2 separate regions of the Mus musculus genome follow, and region 1 is linked to region 2. Evidence: chromatin loops called from intact Hi-C (ENCODE). Cell type or tissue: gastrocnemius. All regions are shown on one strand. Links, peaks and the distances in the headings refer to the core of each region. The heading gives the core; the rest is flanking DNA. Region 1 overlaps Ywhaz (tyrosine 3-monooxygenase/tryptophan 5-monooxygenase activation protein, zeta polypeptide). Region 2 holds the start of Ankrd46 (ankyrin repeat domain 46).

Evidence for each region. Peaks named below come from ENCODE experiments on the same cell type or tissue, not always from the same donor. Only the 100,000 strongest peaks of a DNase experiment are listed, where the experiment ranks them.
Region 1: a loop joins it to region 2, with 5 times the contacts of the local background. A loop is called at or near these places in 3 of 42 quality-filtered maps.

What each region holds. Positions count from the first base shown.
Region 1 is chr15:36,774,896-36,780,271 of GRCm38, reverse strand. Ywhaz (tyrosine 3-monooxygenase/tryptophan 5-monooxygenase activation protein, zeta polypeptide) reads left to right here. Exons shown (of 7, transcript NM_011740.3): 4 at 3,903-4,026; 5 at 4,693-4,856; 6 at 4,938-5,033. Among named protein-coding and RNA genes, the nearest start is that of Ywhaz, 17 kb to the left of the region's middle. In gastrocnemius, for the core only: no CTCF peak of the experiment used is centred there; no DNase peak of the experiment used is centred there; H3K4me3 peaks cover 1,413 bases; H3K27ac peaks cover 1,168 bases.
Region 2 is chr15:36,494,516-36,499,891 of GRCm38, reverse strand. It overlaps Ankrd46 (ankyrin repeat domain 46), which reads left to right and starts at 3,101. Exons shown (of 5, transcript NM_175134.4): 1 at 3,101-3,165; 2 at 3,899-4,015. In gastrocnemius, for the core only: a CTCF peak has its summit at 3,040 (motif pointing right); a DNase peak (open chromatin) is centred at 3,091; H3K4me3 peaks cover 1,766 bases; H3K27ac peaks cover 1,732 bases.

The DNA of each region.
Region 1 (5,376 bases), core at 90-5,089, 280 kb before region 2:
TTCAGTGGAGGTCTGAAACATTGAGATCATGCCACCAGTCTTGGCATGAGGCCTTTAGCCAGCGAGACATCTTACCTGCTTGCGCGCTCTCTCTTTCTTTCTTTCTCTCTCTCTTCCTTCCTTCCTTCCTTCCTTTCCCCAAATGTGTGTCTGTTCATCACATGCATGCCTGGTACCCTTAGAGGCCAAAGGATCCCCTGGGGACTGGCGGTCCTGATGGTTGGGAGCCTTGGTTATCTGGAAGCGCAGCCAGCGTTCTTAACCAATGAGCCATCTCTCCAACCTCAATTTTTATGATTTAACCAGGAGTCTAACAAAATTGTTCCCTTAAAGGTTTTACCTAAATATAATGTTGACCCATTGTATTTATTAGATGGTTCCGGAATTCTATTCCCCTGCACAGCTGACTTACTGTCTGTTAGCTGGGCAACTTTTCCGGCAGCTTTTTATGGTCTTGGTGTTCCTTTCCTGGCACACGGTTTGCTTGCATTTGTAATTCTTTGTCACATGACTTCAGGCTCTCTTTGGGGCAGAGGTTCAGGTGTGGTGTCACATTACAGTGAGCAAGCCATGCTTGGGAAGTGTGCTTTGTCCTGCTACAGCACCAGCACTGCAGTCTGTTGGTACAGTAAAGGGCTTTGACGGGAAAAACCTGACTGATGGCCATTGTCTCAAAATCGGCCCACAGGAGGCCTGAGAATACCCAGGTCTCATCAAACAAAACCTTTAAAAGTATCCACTTTTTTTTTTTTAAAGGGTAAACTATAAATTACTTTGTTAAAAGTTGTGTGATCTATATGGGCTGGAGAGATGACTCAGCCAGTAAGAGCACTGACTGCTTCCAAGGTCCTGAGTTCAAAACCCAGCAACCACATGGTGACTCATAACCACCTGTAATGAGATCTGATGCCCTTTTCTGGGGTATCTGAAGACAGCTACAGTGTACTTACATATGATAAATAAATATTTTTTTTAAAATTGTATGATCTAAAATGTCTTTGCTCTAAAAGGGGGGGCAGGGGAGGAAATGTGCTCTCAAATTTCTAGGAAATCTGAGGATTCATGATTGATTGGGGATACTTTTCCTGGGATAAAATGGAAAGCAAACCTTGAAATTAACGTAGTGAAACAAGATACTTGTGCTACCTCGATGACCAGTTTCTCACTGGTCTTTGTTGACCTTTGGTCTAGAGAGTGATTTCCTCTGTCTCATGCAAGTGTAGACAGCCTGCTATGTGGCTGCAGCTTGGGAATGCTTGTGCTTGCTCTGACACCTCTGTGTCCTCCAAAGTGAGCACTTGGGGTGTCAGAGACACAGAATATTTTTTTTTCTCTTAGGAAAATATTCATTATCTGATAGAATCAGCCTCAGTTTATATTGTATCTTAATTGTTTAAAAATTAAATAGTGAGCTTTGTTTATTTTTGTATTTGAGAGATGGGTCTTTAAGGTACTAAGATAATAAAAATTTTTCTACTGAAGCTTGTTGTAAAATTCTTGTTTTTAAAGTAGGCTGTTGAAGAATTCATTCATTGTAATTCAGTCAGAATTTAATATTTGAGTGTCTTAGAAGCAGGCAACATGATGGGTTTTGGGTAGTGGTGTTTAGCTTATAAAATTTAAACCCATGAGACCCTACTACTCTACCTTATAGTAGGGTGGAGGCATGATCACTTGAGCCTATGAGTTCAGTTTACACCTGGGCAGTGTTGAGGTTGTAGCTTAAAGAACAAAACTGACTGCGTGAAAGTTAAAAGGTGTAAAATTGTTTTAATAATTGTACCTACTCTAAGAAAACAAAGGACAAACTAAGCCTTCCATTTTCTCTATCTTCCAGTAACACTAGTCCCTGACTGCCTTACAAAGGATATGTCCTTGTTCTCCTTAAACTAAAACCTTTGGAAGTAGACACAATAGAGGTGAAACTCAAGTGCCTATAAAAATTAGGTTTAGGAAGAATGTGTTAGCATTAAAAAGTATTTTAGCCCACATTTTTATTTCCTGTTCTTTGGAAGTGGGTGGACAGTATAAACAGTTGCTGTATTTTAAGGTGAGCAGCATGTAGCACATGTGACTAGAAAGTTACAGGCATTAGCAGTGATATGCAGGCACTTGAGAGTCATTCTTCACTCATCCTCCTGTGCAGTCATGACTATTTCCATGACAGTACAAGCAATCAGCATTATTGTCTATTATCTTACTGTTTTCTGTGTGGGGTGTTTTGTCTGTATGCATGTGTTTGCACCGTGTGCAGCCTGGTGTCCTTGAAGAGTGGCCAGATTCCCCTGAAACACAAATAGTTAAGGAGCTGCTATCTGGGTTCTATGCACTCACAGTTTAAAAATAAAACATTATATAGTCTTTGGAAGTAGGAGGTTAATTGATAGCCTTTGTACTGATAGCTTTTTCTGTGAGGAAGATGGAGAAATGCAGCTGTCACTCTGGCCACATGAATAGATTCCCAGGCCCCAATACATGCTAGTACCTATTGTAAGTTGAAAGTTACTTTTTCAAATGATTTTGGTTGCTGTTGGTTTGAATAAAAAACTCATGGTTCTGAGGGCCTGTGATTATCCCCAGAATATGTGTGTGTGGCTTTTGTGCATCAAACTAGATGCTTTGTTCATAGGGTCCTCGTTTTATTTCAGAGAGCTTTAGACATTGCTGTGCTTATTCTAAAATGGGTGTTTTGATAGACACACTGAAAGTTAAGTGAGTCACTTAAGTGGGGAGGCTGAGGGATTGCTGTTGATCTGTTACTGCAATTCCCAATAAGGGGTTTGGCTTGGTTTGGTTGGTTTTGGTTTTTCAGAAGGGTCTCAACTGGAACTCTGAAGCATGCTCTAGCTAGACTCAACTGGAACTCAGGAACCGGCTCCTCTGCCTCTTAAGTGCTGGGATTAAAGATGTGTGCCACCACTGCCCTGCTCCTGATATGTTTTTTAGGAATACAGAAATTACTAATAAAGTAGGTTGCTAATTCCCGTGAACATTTATCAACACTTCCCAAAGGAGTATCTGTCCAGCTTTAGGGTTTTCCATTACACCCTCCACACATGCAAGTCGATTCTGTGGCTTTGCTAGGCCAGCACAGGGTCACTGAGATACTTTCCTAACCTTTGGGTGACCTGTGTTGCCTTTAAGTGTTGAGATTACAAAGGTGCGCATGCCAGCTGCCACGTTTGTACATTATGAGGGATAGAGTCACTCACTCTTAACCGTATCTTTATGGCCTATCTACATGCATAGATTAAGCAGTAGGATTAAAATTTGTTCAGTTCTGTCCTCCATCATTGGATTATAGATATTCAAGAATCTCGAGTCTTTTCGGAGAATAGAAACCAGAATCTAGGCACACTTCTTGTAAGAATTGGCATATCTGGGCTTCAGCCCAGATGAGCACGGACATCACTTTGATTTCAAAGCAGTGGTGTTCAAGGAAGTAGGTATGGTGAGAGACTGACTTTTATTTATTCACTCTGTTCTACCTTTTTCTCTCCAATGCAGTTACATTATTTGTTTGAAGTTGGTTTTATTTAGTATGTAACAGTTCCAGTAAGCTCTACACTAATAGTTTTAAGCAAAGCTACAGAATGAAAATTTCCATTTGTGAGGATCTGTAAATAAGAAAAATAAATTGCTATGATGAGATGAAAGGGTTTTTTCCATCTGGCCTTTTCCCTGCCTTGATTTACTTGTTGATTTAATTTTTGAGTTAGTGTCCATTTGCAGTCTAGGCTGGTCTCATCCACAGCAATCCTCCTGCACCAGCACTCTGAACTGCTGGGTTATTAGAAAAATTAAGGTTTTGTTTTGACTTTTACAATTCAGTCTCTGGTGTTTGCTTAACTTTGGTTTGTAAGTGTTGTCTCCTTACTATTTCTGTTTCTTTTCTTCTGAAGTCTCTTTTGGAAAAGTTCTTGATCCCCAATGCTTCGCAACCAGAAAGCAAAGTCTTCTATTTGAAAATGAAGGGTGACTACTACCGTTACTTGGCCGAGGTTGCTGCTGGTGATGACAAGAAAGGTAAGCTGGTTTTGCTTGGCTGAGCTTACATGAAGCAGTTCTGGTGTGGATGCCCACCCTTTGAAGTATTCGTTCTTCCTTCAAGCACTGAGGTGCTGGCTATATGTAGGGCTCTTACTTTCTCTGTCTTGTGTCTTGCCTATTTTGGTATTTTAAACTTGAAGCTTTTTGAAAAGCTATTTGTATAAGAATGTTTCCTCACTGTCTGCATAGGTGTAACCCTAGAGTGGAATGAGGAAATCACTAGACAATGATTGGATGGTTGTGTGTAAGGGTGTTTGGCCTGCACGTGTCTGTGCACATACACATGCCCAGTATTGTTGGAGGTCAGAGCAGCGCAATTGGATGCCCTGGAACTGTAGTTACAGACTGTTGTGAGCTGTCCTTAGGGTTCTGGGAATTTTGAACCAGGCTCCACTGGAAGATCAGTCAGCCAGTGATCTTTGCCTCAGAGTTATCATTTCATCCCAGCCCCACTCTGAGCTGCTCTTCTCTTGACAACAGTAGCGAGTGGCTAGTGTGATCCAGGACAGCATTGTTTGTTTTAAAGAGTATAATTTGATTAAGAATGTCAGAGGACATGTGTGATCGTAAATGAAAAGTTTGGCTTAAGTAAAGCTGCAGCATTGACTTTGAAAATGCATTTTACTGTGTTGCATTATCTAGGAATTGTGGACCAGTCACAGCAAGCATACCAAGAAGCATTTGAAATCAGCAAAAAGGAGATGCAGCCGACACACCCCATCAGACTGGGTCTGGCCCTCAACTTCTCTGTGTTCTATTACGAGATCCTGAACTCCCCAGAGAAAGCCTGCTCTCTTGCAAAAACAGTATGTATTTTACCAGTTCCTTAGGAATTGGGCAGTCTTTGTTATTTGAATTCTGAGGTGTACTTTGTTTTGCATTTGTAGGCTTTCGATGAAGCCATTGCTGAACTTGATACATTAAGTGAAGAGTCGTACAAAGACAGCACGCTAATAATGCAGTTACTGAGAGACAACTTAACAGTGAGTACCTAAGGCAGTCTGCTGGGTATGGCTGGAAAACTGAATACAGTGTCCTATCTACTGTCTAATCACACGAAAAAGAAGACTACCTTATTGAAAACATTGCCAGTATTTATGAGATATCATTTTGGATTTAAATTGTCATAAGTTACTCCTTTGCATTTTCAGGTCTTGAGTAGTTTCTTTGTCATCCCATAGTCAGTTGTGTGCTTATTCAGCACAAGTAAATCATGATCAGGGTTTCCTGTGGTAGAGGAAGAATCGTGAGTTAGTTACAGGCTAGCCTAGACTACATAGTGACAAACCTGCCTGGGCTTCATAACAAGATTCTGTCTCAACCATC
Region 2 (5,376 bases), core at 196-5,195:
GCTGGCATCAAACTCACAGAGGCCCTTCAGCCTTTGCCTCCTGAGAGCTGGGATTAAAGGCATGCACTGTTAACCCTGCATTAGGAGGGACCTCTTTCTTTACAAGTCCTGAGTGTTTTTTAAAAAACACTTCAGCATTCTGAACACATCTCTTTCTGCACAGAGAACTGGTTCTGACTAGAGGATTGTATTCTTCAGACTAGGGTCCCCATTTGTATTTTTAAAAGTCTTCTGCATTTTCTGAGACCATGTAGGAAGGCTTAATCAGCACAACCTAGACTTTCATTTCCTGCTCTGAGCAATCTTCTGTCCTCGCCTTGCTTGGATCTAACTCGGCCTTCTCCACCCAGCCCTGTTACACATTCGGATTCCTGGAGCAGCAGAAACACAGCCGCCCACACTCCGCTCTTGTACAACTTTGAATCGGTCTTGACTGGGCGCAGGTGATTTTAAAGTTCCTGGGGTGATTCCACTGTGCCACTCGGTGGAGACCCACTAAGCAAATAATCCCCAATGCAGCCCACGTGCCCATCCTCTTGTGGAGGTGCTGAGAATTCAAGGGTAAACGTGGGACTCTGTAACACAGATCGATCCTTCGCTATCACCACAGGAGCCATACACGTGGTGCCCTCTAACTCCGAAGAATAAATATGGAGTCTCAGAATAAACATTTATCCAAACACATCACTGCTGTCTTTTCCTCAATGGAAAAGGCTCCTTTATTCCATTATCTTATCCCAGTTGGAACTTGCAACCAAATGTATCTGTGGTGACGAATACACAGAGGGACGTTTTCCTGATTAAAGTCTAAGATCAGACACAGATGGCAGCCTTTAAATGTCCGCTTCCCCACAGTCTCCAGAACCTACACACATGCAGCTCTGCGTAGTGTCTTAGTTTCTTTCTCTGTTTCTGTGATAAAGAAAGGTGACAAAGAAAGCTTGTGGAATGAAAAGCTTAGTTTTGGCTCATAGTTCAGGGCACAGTCCATCTCTTCAGAGAAGCTGTGGCCATAAACGCTTGAGACAGCTGGTCAGAGTGCATCCACAGTCAGGAAGTGGACAGCAACGGGTGCCTGCTTCTGCTCAGTTCCCTTCTCTGTGGACACAGGCCAAGGTCACAGCCAGGGAATGGTGTTGCCCGAAAAGGATGGGTCTTCCTAGTTCAGTTAATGTAACCAAGATAATGCTCTCCAGGCCCACCCAGGGCACCTCCTGGGTGACTCTAGACGCCATGTAGATAGTGTCACTCCAGGGAAAGGGGACTTTTCGAGAGTGATCATCCAAACGAGGGTCCTGAGATGAGGAGATCATTCTAGAGCATCTAAGAGTCTCCCACAAAGCACAGGAGTGTGATAAGATGTGAGAGAAAGTCTGAGAAGATTCTGGCATGGAGGCGAAATCCAGGGAAGAGAAAAGGCATCGAATGGAGGAATGGCCACAGCAGGGGGACAGAGGTGGCTTTAGAAGCTGAGTAAGGTAGGGAGTTTCTGAAGAGCCTCGAAAAGCAATGTAGCACTTGGATTTTAGCAGGGTGATAACACTGTGCGCCTTCCTGGCATGTAAAATGACTAAATATAATCTTTGATTTATGGTCACTCCCATTAAGTATCAAGATATTGCTGGGATATAAAAGTATCATCTATGAAGATGTTCAGTCTTCACTGTGTCAAGTCCGCAGACATGGGGACAAGGATTCAGAGAGCACAGGCAACTCACAGTCCATTTCCTTAATCTCCTCAGAGGAAGAAAAAAAGCTGCCTTCACAGTCCTTACATTTTCCCCATTGATCAGAAGCCATAATTCGTGAAGAAGAAAAGATAAATTAGAATACAATCAATAAACTCTCAAGTTGTTTGATACACCAACCGGGGAAGAATAAATTGTAAGAATAGAATTATCATTTAAATTACCCAATGATTTGGCACAGTGCATGGGCATATATGAAGATATTATGGACTTAGCCACTGACAAATTGATTAATGTATCCCCAATTTACAGAATATTTATAGTCAGTCACTGCACAAGTAAATGTTAAATAGCTAAAGATGATTGGCAGCCCTGGGGATGGCTGAGCTCACCCTGCCCTGGTGTGTGGCCTGTGTGTGTATATGTGCACAGGCCCATGCATTCACAAACATGAGTGTGCAAACACTTAACATGCACTTGCACATGGAGACCAGAGGTCAGCCTCAGGTGACATACCTTAAGAGCCAATCATCTTGATTTTTTTTTGAGAGGACTCTCATTAAAGCCCATGAATAGCCCAGGCTGGCAGACTGGTCAGGGGGACCACTGAGACCCAGCTATCTCCTACTAGCCAGAACTTGGATTACCACATGCCAGCATGCTTGGCTTTTTATGTGGGTTCTGGGGTGACTTCAGGACCTTATGCTTGCAATGCAGGTCCTTTACCAACTGAGCTATCTCTCCAGCCTTCTTATAATCCTTAAATGAAAGGAATATGAGGTTTCCTTAAGCCAGGCAATACTCCTATACATCTATTTGACATTGCCGGGGGCTGGGGGCGGGAGGACGACTTAGATGTAATTCTTGAACAGACAACACCCTACAGGGTCATCTGGTGGGTTGGATGATACTAGAATTTGTAGAACAGTGTTTAAAAGAAGTCACCTTGGCTATATGACTGGAGTTGAGAGAGAGAGAGAGAGATAGAGAGAGAGAGAGAAGCTCTGTGAAAGAATGTTCCATATATGGGTGTATCATCATTTTCACATGTCATGATAAGTCAAGGAACCCTTATAAGTGGGTGTAAGCATTCACTCTGAATAATAACTCGGCAGGATTATAGCTTAGAGTAGACTTGTCAGCCATTATTTGCTAACTTGTGGATTCAGATTTTAAACACCTCCCCTGCAGCCCTAAACTAATAAATTAATGCGCGTGGCACTTAATATATTTGTTTCTGCCTTTTAAATTTCTACTTAGTTGAGGGAATGGGATGTATGTTTTTTAAAAGGGGTGAATGTGCGCGATGCTGGCTAGAGGCCGAACCGCCATGAGAGCCTCCCGCCTGCAGGGGGCGCGCCGCCGCGGGGTGCGAGGCCGCTCTGCCCTCGCGAGCTCCACCTCTGTGGTCGTCCGCGCCCCGCCTGTCGCCGCTGGAGAGGAGGAGCTGCTGCCATCACTGCTGCCGCGGGCGCAGGTACCAGGGCCGGGGCCGTGGGCAGCAGCTGGGCGGGAGCCGGTGACAGCTCCTCTGAGGGCCGTGGAGCCCGGCGCGGGTCCGAGCGGCTTCCGCGCGGGCGATGCTGGCAGGAGGGCCCGGGTCAGGCCTGGGAGCTTGCGCGGATGATGCCCGCGGGTATTCGCGGGTCTCAGGCAGCCCACGCCCCAGCCCGATGGCGGCGTCCTTCCCAGGCAGGGATTCAAAGCATAGCTAGGAATTGTCAACACCTTAGCGGTTCACGAGGAGACCGAAGCCCGGGCGTGCGTGGGCGCTGTGGAGGTGCGTGTGATCTGTCCGGACTGTCACACTGCCCAGGGTATCCGCGGAGAGAAAAGATTTGCACACTTTGCGCTTAGGCCTCAGGTGATCATGAACTTTCACACTTGACACGCGTCGTTAAAACGCAGTTGCTTCCTCTCCGGATTTCCCAACAACCGTCTTAGGGAGAAGACATTTATTTTAACAGCGTTCCACAGACTCTAGAATTGGCTGCGGAATGTAATAAGTGTGTGTTATTGAAGAGTAAATAACACTGCCCACTCTTCAGAACGTGGCATTAGTACTTAGGCGCTTCCCAAGGTGCCATCAGTGGTGTGGTGATTTTTCATGTTACAGTAACAGCTGGCTATCTTCATGTCAGATATTGTGCCTAATGGTCCTTTTTAAAATCTTTGCAACAACCCTGACAAGTACCATCTCTGATTTGCAGATAAAGAAGCTGAGGCACAGAGTCTTAAGTCAACCTGTCCAAGCCCAGACAGTTGGCAGACTAAGTGGGACCGGAGACGCCCAAGACTTCACGCCAGCATCCCTTTACCTTGCAAAGGTAGTAGTGTTCCTTAAGATTTTTGTTTATTGATAGAATTCGTAGCCTGAACTGGTTTCTCTTAGACTTATGCTTATGGAGTATGCAAGAGCCTGTGCCACTGTCCTTTTAGTTTCAAGGGAGTTTAATGAGAAATGCATTTGTTCTTTAAGCCTTGTAGTGATAATAAAGTTAAATGTCCTGGATTCTTACTGTTTCAGCATAGGTTGATTTGATGGAGGAGTGCGTCTGTGATTGTCTATCCACATTAGCTGTGTGTTGGTTAGTTGTATTTTCACAGCAGTTCTAGTGAGTGTACCTTGCACACATAGCATTCTGCCAAGCAGAAAGATTCCCCGACTCCTACAAGAAGCTAGTGTCTCACAGGATACCAGAGAGACGTGGGAGAGAACTGCTACGTGGTGAGGAACGAAGGATACACAGCACAACCTGTAAGCAAACTGAGCTAGTGACTGCAGGATCAAGGGTTTGCACTGTGAGACTGGGGATGTGATTTCCCAGTCCCAGAGACTGGGGCGTTAGAGTCTAACTAAGTTCCTTTACTATTGCGGAGACAAAGACAGAGGACTCCAGTCTGTCACCATGGAGAAGTGATGGTGACAGGGACTTGAGGCAGCTAGTCGGATTGCAGCTTTGCAGGTCACAAATCCCCCGTAGGCGTGTCCATAGGCCAACCTAACCTAGACACTTCCTCTGACACTCCCTTCCCGGGGCTTTCTCCTTCTGACAACCAAAGCTAACCACCACCGAGTCCCAATTTGCTTAGCTGTATTAGGATTTAATGTGTTAGGATTTCATACACTAGGATTTAATTCATTAGGATTTAAGAGTTGTGTTGTCCAGAGCTGCATGAGATGTGTCAGCACAAGCCTTTAATCCTAGTACGAGGGAGGTAGAGGCAGGCAGATCTCTGAAACTTAGAGGCTAGCCTGGTCTACATAGAGGACAGCCAGAGCTGTTACACAGAGAAACCCTGGCTCATACTGCCCCTCCCACCCCATAAAGAGTTGCGTTGCCAGGGTTCATACAGCTGACCCACAGCCTGATTTTCATGGTGGGGCAATTCTAAGAACCAGGGGTAACCTAAGTCCTTGATCTAATGGAGTTAATGTCCCCTGCAGGAAGATGGGGATAATAAAGTGATCTGCTTAAAAGTGGAAATAAATCCAGCTAGATGGTAACAATGACTAAGAAGAGCAAAGCAGGGCAGGGGTAGGCCGTGCTGGGAGAGGAGCTTAGACAGCTTTACAGTAGGAAATCATGTCCGAGAGAATGCTCTGAAGTGATAGTGATGGTGCAGGCAGGGGCAAGGGTCAACAAACGAGGGCACAGCAAACACAGAAACCTAGAGAACACCAGCC